Linked DNA regions of Homo sapiens: regions 1 and 2 are each linked to region 3. A link is an interaction called in ENCODE POLR2A ChIA-PET data of the cell type or tissue named here. Cell type or tissue: MCF 10A. All regions are shown on one strand.

Evidence for each region. ChIA-PET counts read pairs that join two places held together with the same protein. Peaks named below come from ENCODE experiments on the same cell type or tissue, not always from the same donor. Only the 100,000 strongest peaks of a DNase experiment are listed, where the experiment ranks them.
Region 1: POLR2A ChIA-PET joins it to region 3 with 16 read pairs; 21 of 35 experiments call an interaction of 5 or more read pairs at or near these places.
Region 2: POLR2A ChIA-PET joins it to region 3 with 18 read pairs; 2 of 35 experiments call an interaction of 5 or more read pairs at or near these places.

The regions. Positions count from the first base shown.
Region 1 is chr3:120,101,818-120,104,317 of GRCh38, forward strand. The region is part of intron 1 of GSK3B-DT (GSK3B divergent transcript); the gene reads left to right. Among named protein-coding and RNA genes, the nearest start is that of GSK3B-DT, 8.0 kb to the left of the region's middle. In MCF 10A, no CTCF peak of the experiment used is centred here; a DNase peak (open chromatin) is centred at 1,034.
Region 2 is chr3:120,112,541-120,115,040 of GRCh38, forward strand. No RefSeq gene overlaps it. Among named protein-coding and RNA genes, the nearest start is that of GSK3B-DT, 19 kb to the left of the region's middle. In MCF 10A, no CTCF peak of the experiment used is centred here; a DNase peak (open chromatin) is centred at 1,201.
Region 3 is chr3:120,169,147-120,171,646 of GRCh38, forward strand. All of the region lies in intron 9 of GPR156 (G protein-coupled receptor 156), which reads right to left. The region is part of intron 1 of LOC105374065 (a long non-coding RNA gene); the gene reads left to right. Among named protein-coding and RNA genes, the nearest start is that of GSK3B-DT, 75 kb to the left of the region's middle. RefSeq lists a silencer at 1,183-1,407. In MCF 10A, no CTCF peak of the experiment used is centred here; a DNase peak (open chromatin) is centred at 1,255.

The DNA of each region.
Region 1 (2,500 bases), 67 kb before region 3:
TTGAGGACTCAACATGTCCGAGACAGTTGAGTACACTTCTACTTTCTCTAACCACTTCTTGACAATTTGAATACAGTTTTCATTTTTAGTCTTCTTATCAAAAGTGTTCCAATTGTACTTTTTATCCTTAAGGACTTTAAATATGATTATATAGAATTTCATAAATTTTGCTGGCCTGTGTTGGACAACACATGAAAAGACACGAATATCCTAATTCCACCAGGAAGTGCTTGTTGTCTACTGTGTGCCCAGGTCTGTGCCACATATGGTGGGAAACATTTGCTTGCAACAAATTGAGAAAACTGCTGTATATGCTTTAAAACCTAACTGGTTTATTCAACTGCATTTTAAAAATATTTCCAAGGCCAAAGGCTCTTGGACCCTTTTAGAATTAAAAACAAATATCTTACACAGCCATATCAGCTGGAACTCTGAGGAAGCAAACTATCCTATGGAGGTTAAGCTTTTAATCTGGCATGAGAGGAGTTAAAGTGAAGTACTTCTAAGCACCAGAGAAACCATCTAGTGGGAAAAAAAGAATTCATCAACAGGGAGTTGCCAAATGAGGACACGCACATGCTTTGCCTTCATTATCTAACTTTCTTCCAGTATAAATAGAATTACATGGAGGTGTAAGGCATTTCTCTTGATCTCAGTCAATGCTGTGCACATCGTGGGAACTCAGTAAATGTTGGCAAAATGAGTAGTGTGATTGTAATTGAAAAAGCGAAACAATTATAACCATCAAAATTACAACTTTATAAAATATCTGCATATGGACAAGCACTCTGAGAAAATACTCCCCCCAAAAAAGTTGTTTTATTAATTTTTTAGTTTTCTGAATTTTTTCTTACATTAATTTTTTTCCTATTATCGGTTCTACAATATAATTTGAGTATCAAAATTTCTTAATTAGATGCATTCAAATAGAATCACAGCTTGGGGCAAGTCTCCGTTCACCACCAGGCTTCAAACATGTCATGGCATATCTGGCAAATTGGTAGTTTCAGGCTGCCAAGAGGTGATTTACATAAGGGTTTTGGTGGAAAGACTGCCAAGAAGTGTGGATGACAGAGAGGTGGGGGTTGGCCAGACTGCTTTTCAGTCAATTTGCACAGCTACAGTGCACCAGCCAGTGTTCCAGTTGGTCAGTGCCCATGCCATGCCAGCTGTTAATCCTTGGATTGAGGGAATGACACCTTACCTATCTTGAAGATTCATATTCCAATACAGCCTCGTGGAGTCCACTAGGAAAGTACCAAGAGCAGAAATAGGAGTGCACTAAAATCATTACTACATCACACAACATAATCAAAAGATGAGGGGTTACAGCTTGTTGCCACTTGTGCAGAAAATGATGGCACGATTTTGCAGTATTGGAGATTCCAGGAAACAAGCATTTTGATTCTTTGAGGGCCACAACGGAGGTCATGAAGATGTCCAGCAGCACATGGTAATGACCTGGCTTAATGGGGCTGGCTCACTGATGAGTACTAGAAGTGTTCAAGAAAACTCAGCAGCAGATATCCACGTGGCCGCAGATATGCCTTATTCTTGAGCCCATGTAAAACACTGTGTAGGGGCTCTTAGAAATTATGGGCAGAGGATTTTGCAAGGAGCTGAAGTTCGGCATCAGCAAGCAAAGACAGGAGCCAATGAAATACGGATTGCGAAACTATTCCTAATTAGTTCATTATTAATGTAATCAGATAGCTCATATAGAGTTAATGTAATCAATAGCTCATATAGAATATGAGAATGGGAGGTCCATCTGCTGTTTCCTCACTTGGTGGTCCCCATTTCCGCAAGGTTCTTATTTGTGTTACCATTTCACGAAAATGAAAGTATTGGTAGTTTTTAAAAACAGTTCAGGGCTTTTTTTTTTTTAACAACACAACCCATATATGCAAGTCAAATACAATTCTTCATCTGGTGCTCAACCAAAGAAAGAGTGATACATTCCAATACTGGAGGAAAAACTGGCCTGACTAAATTTATTGATATTTAAGGTCTTGTAAAGGGTAATTTTGAAAGTATGTAATTTCCACTTAAAATGCTATTTTAAGAACCTGAACCTTGCTGTAGTAGTTCCTTTTCATGCTGCTAATAACGATATACTCGAGACTGGGTAATTTGTAAAGGAAAAAGGTTTAATGGACTCACAGTTCCACATGGCTGGGGAGGCCTCACAATCACTGTGGAGGGCAAAGGAAGAGGACATCTTACATGGCTGCAGGCAAGAGGGCATGTGCAAGGGAACTCCTCTTTATAAAACCATCACATCTCATGAGACTTATTCACTATCACAAGAACAGCATGGGAAAAACCTGCCCCCATGATTCAATTACCTCCCCCCAGGTCCCTCCCACTACATGTGGGAATTCTGGGAGCTACAATTCGAGTTGAGATGTGGGTGGGGACACGGCCAAACCATATCAGCAAGTGATTTGGATGGGGACACAGCCAAACTTGCATCAAGTGAGGTTTGGCTGTGTCCCAC
Region 2 (2,500 bases), 57 kb before region 3:
AGGATGACAGAAAATGTACCTAATGTTGCCAGGCGCGGTGGCTCACGCCTGTAATCCCAGCACTTCGGGAAGCGGAGGTGGGCGGATCACAAGGTCAGGAGATTGAGACCATCCTGGCTAACACGGTGAAACTCCATCTCTATTAAAAATACAAAAAATTAGCTGGGCGTGGTGGCGAGCACCTGTGGTCCCAGCTACTCGGGAGGCTGAGGCAGGAGAATCGCTTGAACCCAGAAGGCAGAGGTTGCAGTGAGCGGAGATCGCACCACTGCACTCCAGCCTGGGTGACAGTGAGACTCCATCTCAAAAAAAAAAAGAAAGAAAGAAAGAAAGAAAATATACCTAATATAAGGTCAATCATTTGCCTTCTCTTGTTATTTCTGTTCAAAATGTTTTATTTTTCTTACCCTTAAGCCATACTTTCAAACCATAAAGCTATGGGAGGGCAGCAAAGCCTAAGATTAATAATAATATTTAGTGAAGACTAATTATGTGGTAGGTACTGTCCTAGGCACTTGACATGGATTATTACACTTAATCCTTGAAACAGCCTTATGAGAAAGGTGCTTCATAAGTAGGCACTATGAAGTCAATATGATTGCTATTGTACAAATGAAGGAACTGAGGCATGAAGATGTTAGGCAACTTGCCCCGGGGTCACACACACCTAGTTAAGTAGAGAGGGATACAGCAGAAGTTTGGAGAGAAAGTTCTTAATTATACCAATAGGTTATTATCTTTCTCACTTCAGCAGTGGTCATGTCTAATTCAGTCCAAATAATAAGTAACTTATTGCCTGGTGTGACATTAATTTATTTGTTGAATATCTTCTTGGTGCAAAGCCCTGTGCTAGAAGACTTGCACTAGGGGAGATTATAAAAAGAGAAAGATGTGGTCCCTGCCCCGAAGAAAATCAGAAGCTAGTAGGGAAATAGAATAAGAAATAATGAATTCCAATACAAGTAAAACACAGTACATGCTTTAATAGTGCTACAAGCTAAGTGCCACCTGGCCCAGAGGGTGAAGCAGTATGTGTTGGTGTTACACAGGAGGCTTGATTAAAAAGTTTATTTTGGAGTTGAGCCTTTATGGACAAGTAGGATTTTGAGAGGCGGAGAAGTGAGAGAAAGACATTCCAGGCAAGGGAACCACATGGGCAAATACTCACACTGAGTCGCTATTGACTCACTAACCTCAGTGCAGGGTTTGTTCCTGGATTAGCAAGGAGTTTGGCGTTTCTAAGCCTTAGGGTGTATGAGAGGGAGTCCTAATTTGGTAGGCGATAGTAGAAAGGCAAAGTCATAAAATCTCGGAATTGAAGATCCCCAAAGGTCATCTAATTTAGTAACACGTCCAATGCCTAGAGCTCTGCCAAGTCATCATCAAAACTAGGCTCAAATAGTTCTAACATCACATGCATTATTGTCTCCTATGGCAGCCCATCCCATCACTGTCTGAAGTTATATTGCCCATTTATTTATGTGTATTTGCTGATTGTCTGTCATACTAGAACTCAAGTTCCATGATGGCAGAGACTGACTTACCTGTCATGTATCCCCAGTGCCTAGCACTGCAGGCATACAATCAATATTTGTTGAATGCATTCCAGCTCAGGACAGCTCTGACATCTATAAAGTTCTTCAGTAATTTCCACAAGATAGTACTTTACATATATGAAGACAACTAGCCCTCTTTTATCTTTTTCAAGTTAAATATCAACAGTTAGTCAACAATTCCACATGAAAAAATAACTTTGGGCCTTTTCACTATCCTGATCACACTCTCAAATAAGCTCCATTTTGTCTCTATTTCTTTTAGTGTGTTGCTGCAAGAACAGAAGGCAATATTCCAACTCTGTGACCCCCTCAAATTAGAGAGGTCCTATAAGCTCTCTTATTCGAGGTGTTACAGTGTGACCCAAGATGGCACTAACTTTGCTGAGGTCCACTTCACCCTGTTGCCTATGTTTCTCTGATTGTCAGCTAACCTCCTTTCCACTCCCTTCACCAGTTGCTGTGTTCTACTGCTTGCTCACCTGTCTCTTGTCCTGACTTGTGTAGGTAGATTTTGAAAACCAAGTCCACGGCCTTATATTTAGGAGGCTCTTACAGTAATCCAGAACAAAAGATACAAGGTATTGAACTAGAGCAGTGTAGCCAGCAAGGAAGAGACAAAAAGAAAAACATATCTGAGGCATTGTCAATGGGACTTGCAATCTACTGATTTAGTGACCACTAGCACGCTTTCTCAATGGATGCCTCTCTCTCCAGACCACGTATGAATTTGGAGTCAATTCCCAGTTTCTCCCTACCTCACTGTCTTTGAAGCAAGCATGCGACTCTTTTGAAGTCTTCTATACATTTTTTTCCCAAGTTACTGTCTATAAAAATATATTAGGAAAGTTCAAAGGCAGCAAGATTTCTAGCCAGGATGACTGAAAAGATGGTAGTTCCATGACTAAGGTAGGAAATCCAGGAGAAGGACCAGATATTAAGGTGAT
Region 3 (2,500 bases):
CGCACAGCAGGAGGTGAGCGGTGGGTGAGGAAGCATTACCACCTGAGCTTCCATCAGATCAGCTGAGACATTAGATTCTCACAGAAGCGCAAACCCTATTGTGAACTGCACATGTGAGGGGTCTAGGCTGCACACTCCTTATGAGAAGCTAATGTCTGATGATCTGAGGTGGAACAGTTTCATCCCGAAACCATCCCCCCACCACTATCTGTGGAAAAACTGTCTTCCACGGAAGTGGTCCCTGGTGCCAAAAATGTTGGGAACCACTCACCTAAAGGAGTGCAAGCATCAGAACTATTGAAGAAGCACAAAGAAATGAAAGGACTGTTGGGCTTAAGCCCCTGCTAGCTTGATTCAGCAGCCCTAGAATGGAGCCCAGGAGACGAAGGAGCCTGGGGCAGTTCTGCTACTGACCTGCCTACTCGCTGGATGTTAGCTGGTAAACAAGTTGTGCCGGAGAGGGCTGGCAGGTGAGAGCTGCAGAGGTGTGCCTGTCCTAACTGCGAGATTGTGGGGCATGAAGTAGGAGTAGGAGTGTTGGCAGTGGGTTGCAGGGAACGACTGCAGCCCAGACATCTTTCTGTGGTGCAGCAGCTGATTCTCTAGTTCAGACTGTGTGTCCATCTCTGGAAACTTCTGATCCTCAAAGGCAGAGCAGGGAGGAGATATTCACAGGGAACGTCTGGACTTGGGGCAGATGACATGGGGTCGAGGGTTCTGGGAAGGCAATAATGTAAGCAAATGTTCTAGAAAGTGCTTGTCTGAACACCAAAATGCTACCTCTTTGTTACTATCATCTTTAGGAGCTGGGCATGAGCATTTGGACCTCCATTTATTATGCCCTAGAAACAAAAGGATGTTCCCTGTGTTAGGATAACCAATACAAATTGCCTAGTTATACCGTCCATAACAGCTAACTAGGACTACTAGTTATAGAGTGAACCTGTGGTTTCATCTCAGGTTTACATGGGAGAGTTGCCTAGAAATGATCCTTTAAGGGAGCAGTAGCTTAAGCAAAATAGTCCAATATTCTGACTAGCAACTCTCCAAGCAGATGCACTGCTCCCCTTGTAGAATTGGGAAGGTGATTTTTCTGATAGTTGGTATTGCTAGTTTCACCCTGGTTGAGTATACTTCTTTTACCATCAGAAGAGAGTCCAGGGCCAGTGAGGGACTGGTGAGTAAGGTAGAAGAGACTTTCAGCTGAGCACATGTGTGCCTGTCCTCCCTCCCTTCCCTCTGCCCGCAGAGTGGTGAGGTCTGGGTGTTGCTGGGTGAGTGCAGATGACTCAAGGACTTGTCAGGGGCAGAATGGATGAGCAATAGGGAAACACTCAGGTGTTTGTGATCCTGGGCTGTGCCAGGCATCTCTCTGAGGATCTCATGGGGGGACCTCAACTCCCTCCTCCACCAGCCTCTCCTCCTGAAGCCCATCGTGCACATTCTCATGTGGGCTTCTGGAGGCCTCTATAGCCTCACAGAGTTAGGAAGGACCCATCGGCAGATGGCAACTACTCCCGTGGGTGAAATCTGAGTGCTGTCTTTTTGTGCCTTATCTATAAACTCCTTTGAGTATAGAAAGATACTATAAACATGGAGTTGGGAAGAAGCTGGCTGGTGACAGATTTAGAAACATCAACCTAAACAGAAAATTTCCTTCTTCCAGAAAAAGAAGTGGGACTCTGTTTTTACCATGGCTGCATACTAATTAGAGGTGTGGTGTGAGGCACTGCCATTATGAGACTGAAATCTGACCTACCACGGCAGCTGCACTTCAATGAGCTTATTAATTATTATTTTTGGCATATTGAGGGAAGCAAAACATCCACCTGCATGTTTCACAGGGGGCAGGCCATAAGGAGACATGGAATTAGCCTCTTGTTTCTATGGTTCAGGTAACAAAAGTAATAGGTTTGTTTACTTGGCTGCAGAGTGTATGAGGAAAGCACTTCAGCCTTGTGGAAGGTTCTGTCTGCTGGCCTTCTCTTAGACAGGGAAGTCAGTGATAGATGTGATAGATGCTGTCCGAAACAGCTTCTGGGGGGACCCCTGGCTATAGAGGCAAGAGGGAAAAGTGTGAGAAGATGGGGCTGCCCAGATCACGGGAAAGTAAGAGGAAGGCCTGAGTGGGGGAGTGGGGCCTGCACAGGAAGGCACTGCACACCATGGGCCAGAGTCAAGGTCTGTACATATGTTGAGCCAGGAGAGATACTCATGTTTCTCTAACGGGCAATGCTGGAGCTGGGGATGCAGATGCTGGAACCTCCTGACACCTGCCACCGGGCCCTAGGACTGGCCGCTTGTTCTCTGGCCTGTTCTGGGAAAGAGATTCCAGGTGTAGCGTGCACTGGGGAGGCCAGCTTCTTACCACTTGTGCACCTGTGCCCATTGAAGGGCTTCCTCTGCAGACTCAAAGCATCTTTTTGGATATAGCAGATTGAGTCCCTGCGTGGGAAACAGGGTAGCATGGCAGAAGTACAAACAGCACGTTGCAAATTAC